2 separate regions of the Homo sapiens genome follow, and region 2 is linked to region 1. Evidence: chromatin loops called from intact Hi-C (ENCODE). Cell type or tissue: psoas muscle. All regions are shown on one strand.

What was found. A loop is a pair of places that touch in the nucleus more often than their neighbours do. Peaks named below come from ENCODE experiments on the same cell type or tissue, not always from the same donor. Only the 100,000 strongest peaks of a DNase experiment are listed, where the experiment ranks them.
Region 2: a loop joins it to region 1, with 2.4 times the contacts of the local background. A loop is called at or near these places in 2 of 110 quality-filtered maps.

Annotation. Positions count from the first base shown.
Region 1 is chr4:143,218,365-143,226,364 of GRCh38, forward strand. USP38 (ubiquitin specific peptidase 38) reads left to right here. Exons shown (of 10, transcript NM_032557.6): 10 at 1,931-5,510. The coding sequence ends at 2,092. Among named protein-coding and RNA genes, the nearest start is that of USP38, 37 kb to the left of the region's middle. In psoas muscle, no CTCF peak of the experiment used is centred here; no DNase peak of the experiment used is centred here; H3K4me3 peaks cover 251 bases; H3K27ac peaks cover 6,293 bases.
Region 2 is chr4:143,388,686-143,396,685 of GRCh38, forward strand. All of the region lies in intron 1 of GAB1 (GRB2 associated binding protein 1), which reads left to right. Among named protein-coding and RNA genes, the nearest start is that of MIR3139, 49 kb to the left of the region's middle. In psoas muscle, no CTCF peak of the experiment used is centred here; no DNase peak of the experiment used is centred here; H3K4me3 peaks cover 1,700 bases; H3K27ac peaks cover 5,984 bases.

The DNA of each region.
Region 1 (8,000 bases):
AAATTTGTGATATAAATTACACATTCTATGATAATCATAATTTTGACATTGTACACAATGTTCTTACCTGTATTAAGTAAAATAAAAGACAGTTTTTCCTATTTTTATGCATTGTCTAAGCTTATCAGAAAACAGAATACCACACATTTTTTTCTGTCAGCCATATATTTCTATAAATAATAAAGCAGAAAAAGTATATTACTTTTTTGGGATGTTGTATATCTTGAAATATAATGTAGGTTTCATGGGTACAGATGCAATGGAGCTACTAATTTTATATTTTATGTCATTCGACATAGTTTCTATAAGGGAATCACTGTATAAAAACGTCTATGCAAGATTTGCCATATCTTTTAGTAGCAGAAGTTCAAGGAGAACTTCTTGAACTCTACCTTACATGTTTGTTCAGTTTTAATTCGTTACAGAACATTGTCTATATATCTGAAACCGTGCATTGTTTCTCAGATACAGAGTCATAGTTTCATCGCTTGTTTGGATAGTTTAATAGGTTATAGAGCTAGAACAATGAGGATCTTTGGTTGGGGGGTTTCTGTCTGTTTCTGATGTTACTTATGGCACTTAATTTCAATCTGTAAAACATTTATAATTCCTACGTTAATTTTATAGATCAAAGGATAAATTAATATATATATCACCTTAAAAATACTCTGTAGGTAGATATTATACCAAAGAGCCAGCAATTTTAAATGTTGTAAATGACACTGTAGATCACAAAAATGTTTTTAAGAAATATCCTGCAAATTAAGTTTTAAAAGTCCTAACAGACTGGTTAGTTAAGCCATTTTGTTACAAGGATTTATCAAAGGTCCCTTTCAGCCATAAAAATAGGTGATTCTTGATCATCTTGTGTACTGGGACTTGAACAGAAGATGCTGCATGCTACTGAAAAATAAAGTATCTATAATATGACAGATAGGTGTCAGGGTATGCCTGGGTCTTTTCTTCATAACGAAAAATTGAGCATTTTGTGAAGAGGGAAGAATAATAAACTAAACCATTTTAGCTAGAAATTATAAAATAGTATTACCTTGCCAGATGGAACAAAATCACTAGGCCTTAAGTTGAAAAATCGAAATAATAGTGTTTTCGTTATTAATGTTAACTGTATTTTGAAAGCTCTTCAGGACGATTATGCTAACAAGTTCAGGTATGCTGTGACCAGTAACTTTTAGACCTTATTTTTACCAACCCCATTTGAAATCTGTAGATCCTCTCCCAGAAAAATAAGCACATGCCAGAATATTTTGCATATTTTTCCAAAGAGTTTGTGGGTCCCAGTTTTAGAATCCAGTTGTATACCTTGCCAAATGAATTTGCCATTATTTATTCATATTTGCTCCCTTTGAAGCTAAGCACCTAATAGTATTCTAATCTGAGATCATTAATATTTATTGAATACCTAACATATGCTTGGCATCTAGATAAATATGACTGATTTCTGATAAAAGTTTTCCTGATAAGGAAACATTTTAGATATTACTGTGAGGAGTTAGGCTTCATTTTACTTGTCAGTGTTCTTTGAGACCTGTTTTATTATTTATTGAGAAATAGTCTATGGAAAGGCCAGAAAAAAATTCAGTCTTCTTCCTTTATTCATACATTTAACTGTAATCACCCACTTCCAAAATAGCCCCAATTGCTGGAGAATAGATAATCTATTGTGATAATCTTTGAATTCTATGTTAAATATATTAGAAAAGAATCTATTCCAGTATGTTTTAGAGAGTGTTGCAGGAACTGTAATATTTTCTTAGAGAAATTTTTTTTTCTTAGGTGCTTTAGTTTCAAAGTTATTGAGATTTGAAGAATGTTTATAAGGATTAAGGTAGTTTTAAAATATTTCTATAGGTGATATAACGATCCATTGTATTTAGCATTTTAATTTCATAAAAGTTATTTTTAATTTTAGGAACAAGAGTTGAATGCTCGAGCCCGGGCCCTCCAAGCTGCATCTGCTTCATGTTCATTTCGGCCCAATGGATTTGATGACAACGACCCACCAGGAAGCTGTGGACCAACTGGTGGAGGGGGTGGAGGAGGATTTAATACAGTTGGCAGACTCGTATTTTGATCCTGAGAGAGTCCAAAATGCACTGGTCACGAAACGTCTAATACTATGACTGTTAAAATGTCAGACTATAACAAATATCTATCTTTTATTTTTCATTAGACCCTTATACTTCAAGAGAACACACTCAGTGCTTGTTTTTATTTTCTTGACACATTTATTAACAAAATGCATCATGGAAAAAAAAATCTACCTCTTAAAATTCCATTTGCTTTTATGGTTAGACATGCTTGACCAAAAATGTTCAGAAGAAAATATGTACCTGGTCCCTAATTAAGCTGCGTTAAATTTGGTAGAAGCATTTAAATGGTCTATCTTCAGTTTTACTGAACAAAAAATGTAATTTATTTAGCATTCTTTATAAAAGAATTGATGCTAGAGGTAAAAAAAAATACTTGTTTTTAAAAAATCCTTTACGTCTTGTGTAATTACCCCATTATTAAATTCAAGTCCTTGAAAATCAACTAGAGATTATAAAGTCTCTAAAGAAGGCAATAACAAAATTTATCAAGATATAGTACTTTTCAGTTTTTGTTTAGTGTCTTCAGCATCACTGTGTCTGTATTTCAAGTACAAATGTTTTTAAAAAGGATTCTTTATACATATGTGCTGAATTGATTTTAAGAAAGTTGCATGATCCTGTAGGAGCAACATTTTTACCTAAAAAATGCTAACTTTATAGTATTTCTAATTGTTCAAGGATTTTAAAATTCTATTTCAGGGAGTATATCTTCTGTGGTTTTGAAGGAGGTGAGTTCTGTATGTGCCTTGCAGTACTGTAATTCAAAAATAGGAATCTTTGGCTGCAAAATTTTAATGAAATGTTAGGAAGTAATTTTCGTGCTAACATTAAAATTATAACTTTTTGAAAGGTAATAGATTTTCCAGAAGTAAAATCTGATGGTTCTAAATCAATCAATGTGATAGTTCATTTTTAACTCTTAGAAGAATTCAGAGGAAATTAACCCAGCTAAGTAAAAAATCTGTCTTGATTTTGTTACTTATTCCTCAGAATATTAAACATTGATCACATATTTTTAGAGTTTTACATTTGGGTTTTTTGTTTGTTTGTTTCAGTCATATGTTTGGCACTGTTGTTTCTATTTTCGTAGTTTTAGATAAAATGTTAAAATGCCAAACCCTACCTTCCTACACTTTTTCTTTTGCCAGGAAACTGGAAACATGTCAGTTCTCCTGGTTCTTGATTATACAGTACTCAAGAGTTATCCCAGTTATCCCCCTTCCTAAAGGTTTTAACTTATCCACAGTTGTGCATTGTTCTGAAGATTGGTCTCATATTTATTTTGAAAACACTTTAAGGAAACAATGTTCTTCGATGATTTGGGGTTTATCTTTTTCCCAAGCTTTTATGACAGTGGTTAAAAAACAGAAATCCTCATGTTTATTCCATTACCTCCCATTCCTAACCTGTTTCCAATCACCAGGAAGATTAGGAAGGCAGATTAGATTAAAAACTGAAAATTCTTTGCAGATTTAATGAAGGTTCTCCTCCTTATAAATGAATGAACCAGTTATCATGCTTTTCTGTGGTTTTCCTATCCCAATAGTGAATTTCTGAGCTATCCTGTGTGTTCAGTTATCCACTTACTTGATAGCAACTTACGACCAGATTATATCAGTCTTGGCATTTATTGAAATTGGTAAAGTGATTTAATACTTGATAGATTGATATTGGGCTAAGATGCTTCTAGGAACTTTCATAAAAGCAATTATACTTGTGCAGCTTTATCTATGAATATCAGGTCTCTCAAGGATTTTATGTATCAAGATAATATGTATTGACTTTTTTAAATGATAAAATGAATTCTAGTTAGAGTCTTTCCTTGGTATCTGCAGTGGATTGGTTCCAGAACACCATCCCCCAATATTAAAATCCACAGATACTCAAGTCCCTTATTTATATAAAATAGCACAGTATTTGCATATAACCTGTGCACATCCTCCCATATACTTTAATCTCCAGATGATTAGATATGATTGCATAGCACTTACGTTGTGCTATGTAGTTGTTATATTGTTTTTTCATTTGTACTATTTTTTATGATATTTATTGGTTTTTTAAATTTTCTATCCAAAGTTGTTTGAATCTAAGGATACAGAGCCTGAGGATATGGAAAGCTGACTAAATATAGTAACACTGAAGAGTATTCAAATGATAACTCATACCAGTACCAAAAACTTGAAGACTTCCTTTTAACATTAAAAATACAGTAACTTTTTACGTGATTTGTTGAATTCAACATATTTGGAACCAGAATAATCAGAAACTTCATTCAAAACCTATGCATCTGAACTTTTTTAGTAAGGTAATACTCAGGACTGTTCTGATTCTAACAGATCCCTGTTAATTACAGATTTATTTGTCATATTAGGTCTTTTCTTTCTCCCATATTCCTAACCCGTGTACTAGCTCCAACTGTTGTGAGGTTTGACTCTGAAGACTGAGTAGAGTACTATTGTTGTTTTTCTTTCCTTAGTCAGAGTAATCAGTTTAAATGAAGTTGCTCATTGCTGCTAAGAAGCATTAGGCTTCACTGCTAGCAAAAATGAAAAACTACAAATCTGAGTCTTTCTTTCAAAGATGTTTATTGACATAATTAAAGTAAAAAATTGTTTAGAGATATGCAAAGAAGGAAATATATATGATGTCACACAAGCTCCAGTAAGCTATCCACTAAGCAGGTGCCTGTGCAACTCTGATTTATGGCATTAACATATCAAATTGAAGGAAGGATTCTAGCTCATTTTCCATTCAAGCATCTTCCCACTGCCTCTCTTCCAGCTAAATAATCAGAGAAGCAGGGCAGTATATCCCTGGAGATCCCTGACTTTTATCTCCATACCTTAAATTGTTGGTAGATCCTTTGGATGTAGAGATAAAAATTCATTATGATGCTAGAGGCATTGGGGGGTCCATGCGAAAGGTTCAAACAGCCTATTACATTAATGCACATGTGGAAAGAACAAAAATTTTCAAGCTAAGTCTTAAGTTCAAATCTATAATTTTTTTCTCTTCAGTTCTGTTCTTTGTATGATAATCCTTAAAAAAGTAGTTGTCTTCTTTTCACATACACCTCTTTAAAGCTATCATCTTATAATAAGTGGAATTGGATGCTTATTGTGTGCCCAGCACAGTTTAGGAAAAAAATAATTGGCACTGTTTGTCCAGTTACTGGAGATCTTCATTTTGATGCTTTGTACTTTGTTCCAGGTCTTTAATTCTCAGTCCATCTTTTCCTATGATTGTGTACTTCACATGATACATTCCATATAAAGAGCTCTTTTAAAATGACTATTTCAAAAATACTGTACATTTATATATAGTATTTTTTCTCATAAAAATGTGATAGTTTATATATCCTTTCATCATACGTTTTTTCTAATGAGTTTAGATTTCTGAAACTAAATATTCCTGAAGTAGAGAAGAGTAAGTTATTCACATTTTACAAAAACATACTAGGAAATGCTAACTGGTTATTATTAGCAACTCAGTAACATCAGAGGAGTAAGGTTAAATCTTAGATAATGCAAACCTGTAACTAAGAAGTGCAACAGTAAGGAAATTTGAATTAAAAGTTGCTATCCCCAAAAAACAAATAATTCTAAAATATAAGCTGTTTCATATGTATATTCTTAAGTTTTATCAAACTGTTATGTATCTTCAGTGTTAGCCTAAGTTAATTTTCTTACAGTCCTTTTTTAGAAGTGAACGAACCTTAAAATGAATGGGGGATTAAAAAAAAACTGCTTTAAAAAACTAGCTTGTTTAAAAAAAAGCTTTCCCATATGAAGAAATTTGTATAGAAATAATTTCTAAAGAAATGAGAATCAAGATTTTTATAAAATCAGCAGTCTAGGTTTCACAAATTCAAAAGGATTTATTATGTAAAACCATTAGCCCCACTGTTACATAACCAGTGTGGACTTAACATTAAAAATAGAATCTAAGAAGTCAGCCAAGTGTATTGCCAGCTCTCGTCAGTGTCTGTTATGACCTGCAGTTGTTTTTCTCTTCATGGAGCTCATGTTTTCATGTTTTGCTTGTGTTGTTGACACACACACACACATCCCTTGATTTCAGAGGGTGAAAAATTTAGCCTTTCCTGGCCAGGTCATCAGTTTTTAACCTTGCATTTCATGTTGAAATCACTTGAGCTTTTTAAAAATCATACCATGCCCAACCCTCATCCCAGACCAATTACATTATGTGGAGACTGGGCATCAACGTTTTTTGAAGTTCCTCACATGATTTTAATGTGCCACCTGGGTTGAGAACTGGACTACAAAAGGAATTTTTTCCCCATAGGTCTTTCATTCAAGGGGATTATTAACATATGTCAAGAGTCTACCGTGTGCTGGACACTGGCAGATATTTATGTGTCTTTTTAACTTATACCAGCCCTGTAAGTGGGCTCATACCCATATCCTCCCTTACCCCTTAATGGACAAAGAAAATAAAGATTCTGATTAAGGAACTTGCTCAACATCGTGCAGCTAGTAAAAATCAGAACTAAGATTTTAACCCAAGTCTTCAGAGCTCCAAAGTCAATACTCTAATGGAGCAACAGGACTAAAGCAAATTACATATTAACAAAAGCTTAACAATGAATTTTGTAAAATGAAATATCAGTGTGTTTCCTTTATCCTTTTGCACTCCAAACATGATTCCTTAAGAAAAAAAAAAAAAAGATCTACTTTGTTAAAACCTATATGTGATAATCTAAAGGGTTGAGAAATGTGGTTCTTAAACTCATTTGTTTTACCCGCGTAGTTTCTGTTTGCTTTACTAGGCTTATCTCTTCCATTCTTGCCTTTATGCCCTCTGTCATGCATATTGGACCTTGCATCATTTTTTTTCACACAGCACCATATACTTGCCATCTCGAGACCTTTGCACATTCAGGTCTCAGGATAGCATACCATTCCCCTTACGCTACTTTCTCTTCCCAGCTTTCAGCGGACTAATGACCTCCTACTCTTCAGTATGTTCATATCTTCTCATACTGACTTCCCAAGCTGATTAGTCTCCGCCTTTATCCTGAGGTGTGTATTGTGCTTCTCTTTGAGAAGGCCATGGCTTAGCAATGGGGCTAAATTAACACTGGAGTAAAGGCTAATCCTTTACAGTATAAAGTTTACACCCAACAAAGATTAAAAGTAGGTCTTAAAAGGATCAAATTCTAATGCTGGTTAAATTCTTTAAGTAATTTAACTGCATACAGAACAAATGGCAACCTTTTTAAGGAAATGCAGTATACATACCCAGCATTTAAGAAAGTAAAATTCACAGTATCCAGCATCTGATCAAAAAGTCTGAGGCATTCAAAGAAGGAGAAAAATCCAGAAATTATGGAAAGAAAGGAATTTGCAAAGTAGGAGCTTAAGAGGAATGTAGAAAATCATGAGCACAGTGAAGAGAAAAATGGAAGATCTGAGAGTCAGTTATCCAAGAGAAAATTAAAAGCACCCAGAGGAAAAGAATATGAGGTCAGCAAACAATACAGAGCCCACAGACCAAGTCTATCCTGCGTCCTGCTTTTTCGTAAGTAAAGTTTTATTGGAGCACTGCTATACCTGTAACCTATTGTGTATGGCTGTTTTTACACTACAATGGTAGAGCTGAGTAGTTATGACGGAGACCATATATATTAGTCTGTTTTCATGCTGCTATAAAGAACTGCCTGAGACTGGGTAATTTATAAAGAAGAGGATTAATTGACTCACAGTTCTGCATCGCTTGGGATGCCTCAGGAAACACAGTCATGGCAGAAGGGGAAGCAGGCTTGTATTACAAGGTGGCAGGCAAGAGAGAGCAGGGAAAACTGCCTTATAAAACCATCAGATCTTGTAAGAACTCACTATCCTGAGAACAGTATGAGGGAAATCATCC
Region 2 (8,000 bases), 170 kb after region 1:
ATTATAGGCATGAGTCACTGCGCCCGGCCTAGAGTTCTAATAATTGTGTTGAAAATAAATGCCACTTAAGATCTTAAAAACACCAATTTTTAGGTAGTTTTTAGCAGAAAAGAAAAAAAAATCTATTTAACTGTTTTCTTCAGACCTGAAGCAGTATTTAAATACATTCATATTTAGAAGTTTTAAACAGTTCCTTGAAAAGCCAAGGCTGAGCCAGAAATCAGGCAGAGCTTTTGCAAGGCATAAGGAGGAGCATGTGGGCAGAAACCCCTGTGAGTGCAAGAGGTGGGCCACCTGCAGGAAAACTGCCCAGTCCACTCTGCAGAGAAGGATTGGAGCATTTTCTACACCAGCCTGCCAGGGACACACCTGACTGCACAAAGATCCATCTAAAATCACTCACATTATACTCACAGAAGGTGGTATTTTCACAGCTTCATCTTTCCGCAGTTGGTAATCAAATGTAAGAAGAGCTTTTATTTTTATAGGAATGATTTAGCTTATGGAGTACCAATCTCATCCTTTTCCTTCCTCTGTCTTTTTAACCAAGCATAGAATGAGGAGACCAATGTATATAATCAAATACTTGCGTATGCTGGAAAAGAATTTATGTCATTCACTCATCTCCTTTTAATTAAAACCTAGTGAGATTGGTGGCAATGTTGGGAAGCAGATGGATGAGCATGAATTTCAAATGTGTATTTAGAAAAATTGAAAGGATTGGTAGGAAAGATATTAAGTAGGCAGTGTGGTCGGGAGTTGAACCTGTGAGTTCAACAGCAGGCGCTTGTAGCATAAAATATAGTAGTGCTTCCAGACCCCTCTGACCTAGGGATGTCTAAGAGATAAGGAGGGAAAGTGCAGGGGTCTCTTTTCTTGTGGTTTATGCATTTTGAAGTTATTAAAGCATAAGACAATTTGTTCTGGAATTTTTACTCAAGATAAAAACTATGACCATTGTGTGAACATTACTGCTTCACCTCCCTCTCCTAACTCTACTTTTGTTTACTATTCCATATCCAGTGTCTAGCAGTGTACTCATCAAACAGTAAGTGCTCAGTACATATTTGTTGAATGACTAAATAAGTGGATTCTGGCACTTAATTATAAGAGCTTTTTGGAAGATGAAAAGATTCTTAAGCAAAATGATTTTTTAAAGATGTAAAGACAAAAGAAGCTTATCTTCCAGTCCCCTTCCTCACTTGACTCTGCCAGCCCCCTTCAATACATGCCTCACTGGCACCTCTCCTGGATTTAGCTTTAAAAGTTTGGGAGGAGTGAAGGTGTGTGTCCTCATATTACTAAAAGAAGAACCCTAGTGTTGTGTAACAGTGTTTCACAGGCTCTTTCATAATAAACATAATATTAGACACAGCCAAAGTAAGTTCATTTTGAATTAATAATCCAGTATTTCATAGTGCTGGTTCGAGGTACAGATCTAGGCCTTGTGTGCAACAGAATAGAATTTTAGAAGTAGAGTAAAAAGTTTCATCCACTAAGCTGTTTCTCATTGGCCTGCAGTCTGATTTCTTTCAAAGTTTTGGAGTTTAACACAAATTTAGGTGTTCAGCTAATAATAAGATTAAGGGTGTTTGTGGGCAAACCAAATATAATTTATATCCCTTAATTTTGAGCTCATAATGTTTCTGCTCTGGGTTTATAAGAGATACCACCGAAGAAAAATCTCAATTAGAGTGAGATAATTTGTAAAGTAATAAGTAGGGTTTTTTTTGTTTTTTTTTTTTAGGAAGCACACTAGTGTAGTGGTTAGGTTTTTGACTTTGCATCATAGAGACCTGCAGTTGATTATTTTACCAACCTCACTACTCTTTTGTCTCAACCCTCCAAATCTTTGTTTTTTCACCTGGAAACTGGGAATAGTAACAGTACTTTCCTCAGAGACTCATTAATAAGATAATTCATGTAAAACACCCAGAACAGTGCTACATAATAGTGTTCATACCAGTTATGATTAAGCCTATGCTGCTGGGCCAAAGAGCCCCCAAAATACAGTGAATTAAAGGGCATACAACTTTTTTTATATTGCTCATATAAAAGGGTAAGCATTCCAGGCTTGCAAAGAATCATGTTCTTTGCAGAAATTCAGGCACCCAGATTTCTTCCATCTTGTTGCTCCATGCTTCCTACATCTCAGGGTTCATCTACATAGTCAAAGATAGGTCGCAGGTATGTCTGTGTCCCAGCTTGAGGGGACAGGAAGAAGTGTGGAGGCAGCATGCGCAATGTCTTCATGCTCAGTCCTAGAGAAGGCACACATCATTGCCATGTACTTTGCACTGGGGAGAATTAAGTCACATGGCCGCCCACATCTGGCTGCCAGAGAGGCTGAGTGGTATAATTTCTACCTGGATGACCATGTGCTCAGTTACAATTCATTCATTGTGGAAGAACAGAAGAACAGATTTGGGTGAGCAGGTAATGGTCTGCCCCACAGTGCTTAATAAATGCAACCATTATGTATTTATTTAAAAATAACATTTCAAGTAACAGTCTAAATGTCTTTGTTCTGGGGAAGAGGAATCAAAGAGCTTCTGTAACACAGAATTTGTGCTACATAGCACATATCTCCCATAAGTGTTATTTTTATTTTTTGGAAGGGAGTCTTTTAAGTATTGAACTTCAAATCAAGGTAAACCTTGAGGGAGAAAAGAAAGAGTGGACAAAAAGCAGTAGAAGGGATGGGAATGTATTAAAAGGAATGAATGCTAATTAGCTATATGCTCTTCCTTCCTCTCAGCCAGCCATCTGGGCAACAAGAAAGGCTTACTACAGTTAGATAAATTTAACCCCTTCTCTGACCTGGCAAGGACAAAGTACACTGGCTTCTGAAGAAACTTTTTCTTGGGAGCAAGGTAGTTATTTCAAAGCACAGAAAAAGGCGGCGGGGGGCACAGAGAAGCACAGAGAAGCGGGGGCAGTTGCACAGGTAAAACATTCATCTTGGCTTTTCTTTTTAAAAGATAAACTTTGTCCCACGTAAAGAGGAAAACTGCATAGATATTCATTGAGATTATCTGATTTGTCACTGTTGCCAAAGAAAAAACAAAGGTAAAATACACGAGTTTCTGCATTCAGAAGAAAGTATTTCAGGTAAAAATTAACTATTAAGCAACTTTTCTCAGCAGAAGAAATGCCCAAATTCTTAAGGACAGCCAAGTTGTGAGTTAGAGAGCTAGTGTTATAACAGATATTTTTAAATACATATATGAATTACCTCCTTACGTTACTTTATTCTTGTGTTTTTAGCAACTGTTGAAAACAATTATAAGAAATGAAATAATGTCCTGAGCTGCCACATGGTATGTTTTAAAATCTGCGATTTTATTCTTGACAAGTAACATACACTACATGCTTTTGTGTGCAAGTAATGCTCAGATGTTTGATAACGGAGTGATCTTAAAGAGGAGGCATCTGTTTTTGTTTTTATAAGTAGTTCATTGCCTAACTACCAAAAATAGCTGCAGTTATTTTAAACAGATGGTCCCAAGTTAATAGGGAAGAAAGTAGAAGTGAGTCTATTTCCCCAGTTTTTATTTTTACCCCACAAAAATGGTAAAAATAATTAACAGTATATAATTTGAACAAATTCTATCAGAATGCTTTCTTCTAAGTTATTCTTTCTGAGAGAGGGGATTTGTCAATTGAAGTATATGATGTGGTGGAGTTGAAAGCCAATATAAATTGCTTAAATTTCTACTTTCTGATAGCGTTCATCAAAATGATTGCTGCATTGTTGAAATAGAGCTTTTGATTTTTAAAAGACAATTAAATTGTGGTAAGATACATGAAACCTACCAAAACTTACTTCAAAAGTTTTGAAGTCTTAAGAGGGTGGTAAGTGGTGGTGGTGACATGTTAAGAGTAGGACCTTGCCAGATGACCAGAAAGAATATGGGTTGATGACATTAATATTTTTATGATTTCTGAATTCCTCAGGAGTCCTAAGTTAATAGTTAATAACCTACTCTTTAGTTTCTGACATTGAAGATAATGAATATTTTGATAATGCAACAACGAATTTGTATTTATAAGGGACTTTGAAGAAGAATGCATTTGTGTGGTATACAGATGCTGTTACTATACATCAGTTTCAGTAGATTACAATAGTACTTGGGCCCAACTACTATCGTATATAGCTATCCATCTGTAAAGAAGATGGATATCTGAGGTTTTTTACTTCTGAAATACTAGGCTGTTAAAGCTTACTGAGATTTTTACTTTCTATTAGTGATAGCAGTACCTTTTTCATGTCTATGGGCTATATTTCCATGTATATGTCCACAAAGTACCTGCAGTTCTTTGATTTTGATTTTTGCATTTTCTTTACTGTTTCATGTGGACTATGGGCTGTAAGCTGCTTACATTGAATCTTTCAGTTTTGCTTCTGTCTGAATTTGTCTAGATGAAAAATACTAGACTGGCTCATATGAAATGATAAAATTGTAGACCAGGGTAGCAAACTATGGCCTGTGGGCCTGATACTGTTTAAGAAGGTTTTTCACATTTACAAAGGTTTTTTTTTTTAAAAAAAAAAAAAGAAAAAAAAAGAATATGAGACAGAAACCATGTGTGTAGCCTACAAAACCTAAAATATTTATGATCTGGCCCTTTACAAAAAGGTTTGCTGTCCTCTGTCATAGACAAATAGTACAGTGTTAAGTGGTTAAGGGCACAGGCTCTGGGTGAGGCCAGACTACTAGGTTCAGATCCTGGCTTTACTATTTCCAGTATGACCTAGTCAAGTTACTTAATGTCTTTGTGACTCGTTTTCTCATCTATAAATGGGAATAAATTACAGCCTACCTCATAGGGCTGTGATGAGGATTAAATTAATGTATAAAGTGCATAGAACAATGTCTGGTACTTAATGAGTATTCAATAAATGTTAATAATTGTTATTGCATTGGAAAAAATCTTGAAAGATCATGTAAACTAATTTTGGCTTTCCAGTGGTGAGTGTCCGCATTATTAAAGACCATTTTTCTGATTTCTGCATCAAGAGTGGAGGGTCATTTTCTTTTTAATGGTGCCTGCTTTACCCAAAAAAGAAAAGAGAGGCCCATAGTCAAATGTAAAAAAATGCTTGAAAACATAAAAAACTGTAACCACAGCTGCTTTTTAAGAAAAGGACAATCAAAGCTCTTTGAATTAAATGACACTTAAAAAACAGCACAAAGATCCTTTTACATACTTAGGACAAGCATAAGAAGAAATAAAGTGGAAATAAAAGATGTGGAAGATAATGTTAGAAGGAAGGGGAAACAGGAATGAGAAAGGTAGTCAGCAGCTGGGCGCTGTGGCTCACACCTGTAATCCCAGCACTTTGGGAGGCCAAGGCAGACAGATCAGGAGGTCAGGAGATCGAGACCATCCTGGCTAACACGGTGAAACCCTGTCTCTATTAAAAATACAAAAAAATTAGCTGGGCATGGTGGCACGTGCCTGTAGTCCCAGCTACTCAGGAGGCTGAGTCAGGAGAAACACTTGAACCCGGGAGGTGGATGTTGCAGTGAGCCGAGATCGTGCTACTGCACTCCATCCAGCCTGGGGGACAGAGTGAGACTCTGTCTCAAAACAAAACAAAAAAAAGGTAGTCAGCAGAAGAGGAGAAAGATTCGGATCAAAAGGGAAGCTGGAGGTTTTTCAAGGAAGTCCAGTGTTGACATCCCTCCTTCCCTTGGGAACCCACCTCAGTTAATCTGTGTGTCCAATTTAAATGCTTCCATTTGAAGAAAAGCCTGACTTGTTTATTTTCTATTGCAGAAATAAATTTTTATCATCAAGTAATATTAACTGAATATACATTATATGTAACTTGTGTTCCCTCAGAAAACTGATCACATGTATACAAAAGCATCATATTTTGTATCTTTATTTTTAGGTCAAGCAATTCTGTACCCCTTAGCCACTTAGTTTCATCATCATCATCAAACATTTTTTGGGTTCCTAAATATGTTTCTTCATGTTTAATACTTCTTTATTCTGCTTGTTCTTTCAAGTAGGGAAAGGACAAACTTAATTATTTACAAAATGTAGACGATGGTTAAAAAACAGGAAAAAAATTTAATGAAGTGTAATTCATTCTCTCTTTTTCCTTCTTTTGTACTCAGGTTGTTTATTCTGTTGATGGATATTGGACTGGAGTGATGAGTGTTCTAGGATGGGTATTTGATGATGCCAGGGGACTCAAGTAATGGCTTTGCATGAAGATTACACAGTAAAGCTGCACATTGATTACCTCATCTTATTAGCTGATGGAGATGTTTGAGAGGACAAGATTGCAGGGCTTTCAAGCCTGTACAGCTACCAGGATTTGATCCTAAGAGCTTGATCATTGTCATTGCCCATAGGGACTGTGTTAAGAATAGTGGTGGTTTACTACTTAAACGCATGAGAGTGTTATAACAGTTCCCTATGTCTTTTGAATTGTTTAGATAAGGTTAGGACTTTCAGATCAACTTGAGTTTTAATTTTTAGCATTTATAGAATTCTAAAATTAATCCTGTTTGTTTTTGTCTTCCTCCACTAAAATTTAAGTTTGCTGAGGTAGACAGTTTTGTTTCTGGAACCACTATCCCTCCAGCGGCTAGAACAGTGGAACATGTTCAATAAATATTCAATAAATATTTTTGAATAAGTGAATGAATGAACAGGTTAAATGTAATCTTTATTTTTTAATGAACTATCCTTTCCAGAGACATACAAATTGCCAGTTGATGGCATTTTTTATTTCTTTTTGTAAAAAGAGTATTTTAAAATTTGAATGAGTTCTATCTAACAGATAACACAGTTGAGTACATTAAAAGGGACCTTGAACACAAAATCCATGTTTTCGTGGATTAGTATTTTTGCAGCTTAAATGGTGAACGATAGGATTGTTAGATGCAAATAACTCTGGAAATTAAAGACCTTTAGTTGTAACTCTCCCTAAAATGTTTGTGAGAGCTTGTAAAATGTTGTTCACTTTATTCTATTATAAAAGGGCATTATAATAAATATGAAGTTTTGAAACCATGTTCTTTTAAATGAGGTGAATTATAGAACTCTGTTATTAGCCATTATGCTGTGCCCCTTCTTTTAAAGCATATCCCTCCACATACCCTTTCTAAGGACTTGGGGGTAACAAAATGAGGAGTAAGTGAAGAAAGAAGAAGGCACAGCTTGTCGAGATTGATGGACCGCCCCCCGCCCCCGGGAGAGCAGCGTAGGAAATTGCAGGATGAAATTTGTGTGCCAGTCTTGTCAGCACCCATTCCTGTTGAAGGAGAGGGCATATGGATGAGGTGGGGAGGATTCCAGCAGAGGGGACCCAGGAAAGGGGAGGGGGTGGGGACAACAGGAAGTGTAATGGGAGGCTTGGGGAAAGTTGAAGATCTGATAAAGGTAGTTGGTGAGGTGAAGAAAGGAGAATCCACTAAAACTTGACCCTAGGAGCATTCTCCGCCGAATGGCATGGGGTAGTGACCCTGACTCTGGACAAGGAGAGAAGCAAATGTACTCCTAGCCCTACTTGGGACCTTAAGGAAAGACTCATCCATGGCCATGATAGTGTAAATGCTGTTTATTGGTTTTAAGCTCTTTAACTCACCCTTTGGAGTGAAAAACAATAGAAAGTTAAGCTGGTTACAGAACAGACTGTAAATGTTATAAACCTTGAAAATGTAAACTATAGATACAGCAGATGGAAATTAGGCAGTGGAAGGGCATGAGGAGAGATGGGGGGAAAGGATGAAAACTGATTGTTCCAAGGAGCTAGAAGATGCACTCTAAGACTGATTAAAAATAGCAGCTCGATCGGGTGGCTTAATGTCATTCTGGTTGAGGGACTGGAATATGTGGTGCCACTATATTGGGATAAAGCAGGAAAGTGAGATGTCAAGACAGGACTTCAGTAGATCTAAAAGAGGTAAGTCATATATAAGCATATTATTTGGAAATATGGGGTTTCTCTTTCAGTGTCCTGATAAGAGACTGGATTC